Linked DNA regions of Homo sapiens: region 1 is linked to region 2. A link is a contact called in ENCODE Hi-C data. All regions are on one chromosome and are shown on one strand. Each heading gives the region's core, a stretch centred on a gene start or an enhancer-like site at or near the end of the contact. The rest is flanking DNA. Distances are from core to core; before and after follow the strand shown. Region 1 overlaps REPS2 (RALBP1 associated Eps domain containing 2). Region 2 holds the start of CTPS2 (CTP synthase 2).

Region 1 (3,395 bases), core at 555-3,054, 330 kb before region 2:
CATTAGACCATTATGAGCCCAAACAACTTTCTCATTCTAATTTGATTATCTATGCAGACAATCTATAGGACCAGGATGCTGATTCATTTTTATAGTAGTCTTTCTGTGTTTGAGTAATATAGGTTCATCTTCCATGGATTTGAAGGAGATTCCCAGTTAAAAAGAAAAGACAGCTCAAGTAAAATTGTGGGGAAAGTGTTCAATGAGAAATGAAGAAAAGGACCTAGAAAAGGAGACAGAGCTTAGCAATTTTGTTTTAACATGAAACGATTCCAAATTATGCTTGATCAATCTTGTTTATGCTCTGCCTCTCACCCTACCCCATGCTATCCCATAAAACCCAGGAGGACAGAAAATTTTGTCTATCCTGATCACTGCTATATCCCAAATGCCTGGAAAAGTCACTAACACATACAAAACACTCAATAAGTTATTTGCTGAATGAGTAAACAAACAAACATTCGAAAAAATTCTCAATCCCAGTCTAGAGACAGAGAAAGGTTAACCTGAGTTCTCTTAAGCTGACTGAAGCTGAACTTTATATGCATTTATCACATAATGTCATCCAACACTATAAAGGCTGAGCCCTCTCCCTTACCTCTGAAGTCAGAGAACTTTTTAAAAAACTCCTTCTTTCTAGTCTTTATTTCAAAATAATTATAGATTCACAGGAAGTTGCAATAAATAATTTGGTTTTTCTGTAGAGAAGTTAGTTAAAATTAAGTCCCAACAGAGAAATTTAACCTTATCTGTTTCTTCAGGGAAATAAACCCACAAAGATGCCTTTAACCACATATTACCTAACTTACTTAGGGATCTAATTTCAATAGTTCAGAAGGCTGACTGCCAAACTGTAGGAATCTCTCTGAGCCTAATGTGCAACACACAGTTGCTGCTTATTACAATAAGCTATACTTTTTGAAACGATCACTTAGACACAGAAGAATGTCAGGTAACAAGCATTCATTGCTTTGCTAAGTGCCAGGCACTGTAAGTACCTAATGCACACAATCAATTTTCATCTTCACAACCCTGCGAGGTAAATCCGGTAATTCCCATTTTGCAGAACAGGAAACTGAGGATTAGGTAAGGGAAGTAATTTACCAAGACCACACACCTATGGCACATGGTAGAGCCAGAATACAAACTGGGTCCAAAGTACGTACACTTGATCATCAAGCTCTATAGTTATCTCTATCTGTTCATCCATCCTGTAAAAATAGAGCATTTATTACAAAAAGAACCTCACTGCAATGCCTAAATCATTGCTGCAATTTTGCAGATTGAGGATCTGTGCTTGAGCTATGACTATGCTGTATTACACCTTCCTCCCCATCATCTAGTTTAGTTTTAGATTTTGGCTGGCGAACTATTAAATCATACTGACAGAGCACCATTTTATTTCTCACATAATTTTTGCAGGTAAGCATCTGGCACGTCATCACAAAAGAATCCTAGAGCTAGCCATACAATCCAGGTATGTAATCATTTTACTGTGATTGCAGTATGTGGCGCTAACAGTATTTTGATTAACATAAGAAATGCTCATTAGTAACCACTGCCTCCAATTCTCCCCTCAGGGGCCAAGATTTGCTGTTCCAGAAGGGCACTTTTCCTTCACTATTATCAGGATTTTGTGCTCTGCTTAGAGGAGAAAGCCAAGAAAAATGAGAAATCAGCAGTAAGAGGAGACTCTGACAAGGCTGCAGACTTCCATTAACGAAGCGATGACGTTCCCACCCCTGTCCTTGCTGGTCAGGCCAAGGCTGCCTGTCTCTTCACTACGTTCTCCCCTTCACACTCAAGGCAGTCTGAGTTCAGATGGGAAACAGATGCATCCACAACTTGGACAGAATTCAAGAATGCTTTGGAGAATGAGGCTACTGACTGGAGGTGCAAAAAGAGTACAGGTTCCAGAGGCAGACAGACTTGGGTTCCAATTTGGCATGGTCACTTACTAACCAGTAAATTAACTTCTGAGCCATCAGCTCCCACCTGCAAGGCAGTCACATAGCCCACAGGGCCCTGCCTCCCTCTCCGACCTCATCTCCCTCCCACTCCAGGCTCTAGCCACAGCTGCCTTCTTTCAGTTCTTCAAATGTATCTGCTCTCCCTGTGAAATATGGTAGAGACTGGGTCACGAGTCCATTCCACCCGTCAGCATAAGTCCCAGCACTGCACAAGCTGGCTAGCTAAAAACTCCACTGTCAAAACACCTTTGCTGCTAGAATTCCAAATAGGACTTAGGTTCCACTCAACAAATACACCCACGGAAGACGGATGCAGACCCAAGTTACAGGCAGGGAACAAAGCTTTCATTTGGCTGCCAAGGTAGTTTGTAGTGTGGATCTGGTTGGAGCTGACACTAGGGCAGCAGTTTCCCAATGCTGTAGCTTTCTGATTGTGACAGAAGCAAAGCTCTCTCAGCAGCCCAGCTCTGCTGTGCGGTTTTGGAGAGGCTCTTACCTCTACAGGAAACACTCCACTCCTCTCCTCACCTCCCAGGACCATCCTTCCTTAGCCTGGTTAACTTCTATTCATCCTTCACAGCTCAGCTCAACACATACTTTGTTAAAGGAGCCTTCTCTCACTTTCTAGCTATAGGCTGGATTCCTTTGCTACATGGTACCATGTTTTAAGGCCTTTAGGGCAATTGTCAGTTTTTAATTCCACATGCATAGGTGGGATCATTTGATTCAAATCTATCTCCTCCTTTTGACTGCAAGCACCTAGAGAGCAAGAGGCTATAGGTGTACTCCTCAGTGTACCCCTGGCATGGTGGCTGACTCATGGAAGCCACTTAAGTATTTCCAAATGGACAAATGGAAGATGTAATAATACCTACCTTGTGAGATTGTTGGGAGGACTGAAAAGGGCCAGCACAGCACTGGGACCAAAGAAGCACCTCAGTCAGTAGTGACTATTGTTGGGATAGGCAACTGGGGGGGCATGACACTCCCTGCTCGCCTGAGATCAAGGGAAAGACTGATGGGCCCAGGGGCTAAAATGGTGCCAGTTGTAAAGAAGTCTTCCATATCCATAGCCTGGCATATAACTGAGACCAAAAGGTCCTGGGGAATAAGCTACTATCCTTTCCAGATTTACAAAGTACTGCCTGGAACCAGCAGTTCAAACCAGTGTTTTCAGCTACCTCTGGGAGGCTAAATTAACTAAACATCTCTTTTATTGTCAAGAAGTGTGGTACACAGTGAGCACCTGAGGAATACACTAAGAAACAGGTAGAGGCCGGGCATGGTGGCTCACGCCTGTAATCCTAGTACTTTGGGAGGCCAAGGCGGGTGAATCACTTGAGGTCAGGAGTTCAAGACCACCCTGGCCAACATGGTGAAACCCCGTCTCTACTAAAAGAAATATATACAAAAAATAGCCAGGCG
Region 2 (3,281 bases), core at 616-3,115:
TGGCGCCAGGCCTCCATTGTGTCTTGAAAGGCACTGACATTTGTTCTGCAACCTTCTCCCTTTCCTTGTCACAGTCATCTATTAGTTTCAGGCTCACTACCCACCCCGCAACCCCAATTCTCTAAAGTTCCTTGACCTCGATTGACTCCTCCACCTCCTGCCATCCTTTTGGGACCCTCGATGTCCAACATACCAGCCTTGTGGGCACTAAACCCAAGGCCAGTGATGCCCATCTCACTTTTCTATTCCATTGTAGCTGCCACACCCCAAACTGTCTCATTTCCTGGAATATCCATTTGAAGGCCTGAACTCCAGCACCACACTCTCTGCTGCCAGTTTGCCAGTCCTCTCCTCAGAGGCCCTGGCCTTGGAGCCCTTCTCTCATCTGTCTCCCAGTCCATCAGCTCCCCGCTGGTTTTATTAACAGTTCCTGTCCTCTAGGACTAGAGCTCTGGCCCATCACTGCAATCGCAGTCTTTCTGTGCCCTCCACCTCCTCACCCTCTTGTCCTTCTATTCTATGCAAGCAGGAAACTTGGGTTTCATAACTAAGAGCTATATTTCTGTAGATACCTTGCCAGATTATAGCAGATTATAGCTGGACACCACTACACGATGATGGTTTCTAAACTCCACTAGGTCTTCAGTGACTCTTGTCTAACTTGTCGCTCTAGCATCTCACACTGGTTATGCGAAATTTCCACCACTTTCCTAAAACCTTCCATCTCACTTCAGACCCTTCTGTTGTCCATGTTAGCTTCCTTCAGTGGTTGGCTTCTTGCCTTCACCCGAAAAACCTCCTGTATCCGTTCCCAGCACCAATCATCCTCCAATACTCTTTTTTTTTTTTTTTTTTGAGACAAAGTCTCCTCTGTCACCCAGGCTGGAGTGCAGTGGCCTGATCTCGGCTCACTGCAACCTCTGCCTCCCAGGTTCAAGCGATTCTCTCTGCCTCAGCCTTCGGAGTAGGTGGGATTACAGGCAGGTGCCACCACACCTGGCTAATTTTGCATTTTTAGTAGAGACAGGGTTACACCACGTTGGCCAGGCTGGTCTCGAACTCCCGACCTCAGGTGATCCGCCTGCCTTGGCCTCCCAAAGTGCTGGGATTACAGGCGTGAGTCACCCGAAGAGTGACTTTTTAGAGTATTTGGGCGGGGTGCAGTGGCTCAAGCCTGTAATCCCAGCATTTTGGGAGGCAAGGCAGGAGGATCAGCTGAGGTCGGGAGTTCGAGACCAGCCTGGCCAACGTGATGTAACCCCGTTTCTGTTAAAAATGCAAAATTAGCCGAGCTTTTTGGCATCCGCCTGTAATCCCAGCTACTCCGGGGGCTGAGGCAGGGACAATCGCTTGAACCCGGGAGGCGGAGGTTGCAGTGAGCCCAGATCGCGCCATTGCACTCCAGCCTGGGCAAAAAGGGCGAACGAAACTCCGTCTCAAAAAAAAAAAAAAAAAAAAAGTCACTCTTGGAAGCCTTAATTGCCTTCCTCCCCTCACTGCACCCCCGCAACTCTTTGCTGCAGAAGTATTGTTCTAGGGAACCTTACTGGTTCCAACAGACGGGTGGACCTCCCACCAGACTGTGAGCTAGCTCCTCAAAGGCAGGCATTCTCTTTCCTTTTCCTTCTCTCCTGAGCGCTCCTGCAGTTCCTGGGGCGTAGTAGGGGATCCACAAGCGTTTGTGACCAGTGAAGTTCTTTACAAGGGTGAGATCTGCACGGGAGGACCCGAGCGAGGGTCTCGGCTTGCCAGGAAGCCGGGGTTCCCCGGGAAGCGTGGAGTTCACCCGCGCACTCGAAGTGCCTTTGCAAAGTGAGCCACGGGAGGGAGGAGCGGTCCCCGGGCTGGGCGAGGCCTGGGGCCCAGTGCGTCCAGAGCGGAGGGTGACGGGAGCTGCCTGTGCTGGAGGAATCACTTTTTAGGCGCTTGTTTTGGACCATTGCACAAACCCGGGTGCAAACCCCAAGCTCACCAGCGTGAGTGAGCTGGGCCAGCAGCAGGGAGGAGAGGGGAAGGTGGGCGAGGAGGGCGCCGCGCACCCCGAGGCCCGTGTGGGCGGTGGGAAGATCCCGGGGGCGGCTTTGGACAGCCCCGGCAGCGACCCCTTCCCCAGCCCGACAGGTGAGCGCCAGGCCAGCCGCGGGGTGGAGCCCGCCGTGCCCACCGGCCACCCTCCCCGGTGCTACCACCACCGCGCAGGTAACTTCCCTTCTGGGCCTGTCCCAGACCCCCAGGGCCTCGGCGCCCGGGCCATCCCTCGTCCCCAGGGCCTCTCCGCCCTGCACCCCCAGCCCCGGTGCACTTGTGGGGCCGGGCTCCTTTGTCCGCTCTCTGATGGCGCCGGCTCCCTGCCCAGCGCTGAGTCGGGTCCGGCCGCCAGCCCCGCGCTCGCAGACCTCGGCTGCCGGGTGTGGCGCGGGGACTGGGGAACGCTGGCCCGTGCCCAGTGCGGTTGGAGCCTGTCCCGCGCGTCCCCGGGACGCGCTTCTTCCCGCCTCCGCCCGCGCCAGCGCCCGCACCCGGATCCCCACTTCTCCCGGCCCTCGGGAGCCAGGAGAGCCCTGAGATGGCGTTGGCGGAAGTGAAGCCCCGAGCGGGGGTCTGCGAGGCTGGTGATCAGCGCCGGTAACATGGCCTTTCTGTCCTCTCCCCGGTCCCAGTGCACCCCTTAAACAACGACCCCCGCGTTTTCCCCGTACTAGATGGTTAGGGCGCATAGTGCCGAACTACGCTGCTGCTACAGAATAGCTTTTTTGGGGGCAACATAAAAAAGAATTGTATGTATGGTTTATATACAACAAAATGTCCCATTTTCAGTGTGCAAATCGACGGGATTTGACAAATTATACACTCCTGTAACCATTATCCCAAAGTGAACATTGACCATTTCCTTCACCCTGCAAAGTTCCCTGGTACCTCCTTTCTGTCAATCCACCCCAGGCCCCGCACTCAACCCCGGTTCTGATTGTTATCATAGCTTAGCTTTGACTGTTCTAGAACTTCATAGAACAAGATCATCAGGTAAGTACTCTTTTGTGTCTAACATTACTTTTTAAATGGCCATCACTGAGAAGGTGTCTCTGGGTGCTTCCGGTGCTTTTATTTGCTCTAGGCCTGCCTGGTCTAATGTGGGAGCCACTGGTCACATGTGGTTATTGAATACTGGAAATGTGGCAAAATCCGTACTGAGATGTGCTCTGAGTACAGGCACCTGATTTCTGAAAGCTTAGTACACAAAAAAGATGTCAAATATCTCACTAATACATTCTTACATTGTGCGT

What was found. Hi-C counts contacts between places; a loop is a spot of excess contacts on that map. Pooled maps may share reads with other maps.
Region 1: a map of chondrocyte shows a loop between it and region 2 (3-fold over the local background). The contact joins the enhancer-like site here to the promoter of CTPS2 in region 2. A Hi-C loop is called at or near these places in 1 of 168 maps with a recorded cell type or tissue (chondrocyte), 1 of 37 single-sample maps with no recorded cell type and 4 of 50 pooled maps.

The regions. Positions count from the first base shown.
Region 1 is chrX:17,037,465-17,040,859 of GRCh38, reverse strand. The region is part of intron 5 of REPS2 (RALBP1 associated Eps domain containing 2); the gene reads right to left. Among named protein-coding and RNA genes, the nearest start is that of REPS2, 93 kb to the right of the region's middle. Within about 2 kb of position 1,804, at least 4 of the 41 ENCODE cell types and tissues checked have a DNase peak (open chromatin) inside an H3K27ac peak, as active enhancers do.
Region 2 is chrX:16,711,253-16,714,533 of GRCh38, reverse strand. It overlaps CTPS2 (CTP synthase 2), which reads left to right and starts at 1,865. Exons shown (of 19, transcript NM_175859.3): 1 at 1,865-2,199. RefSeq lists silencers at 1,993-2,082, 2,143-2,412.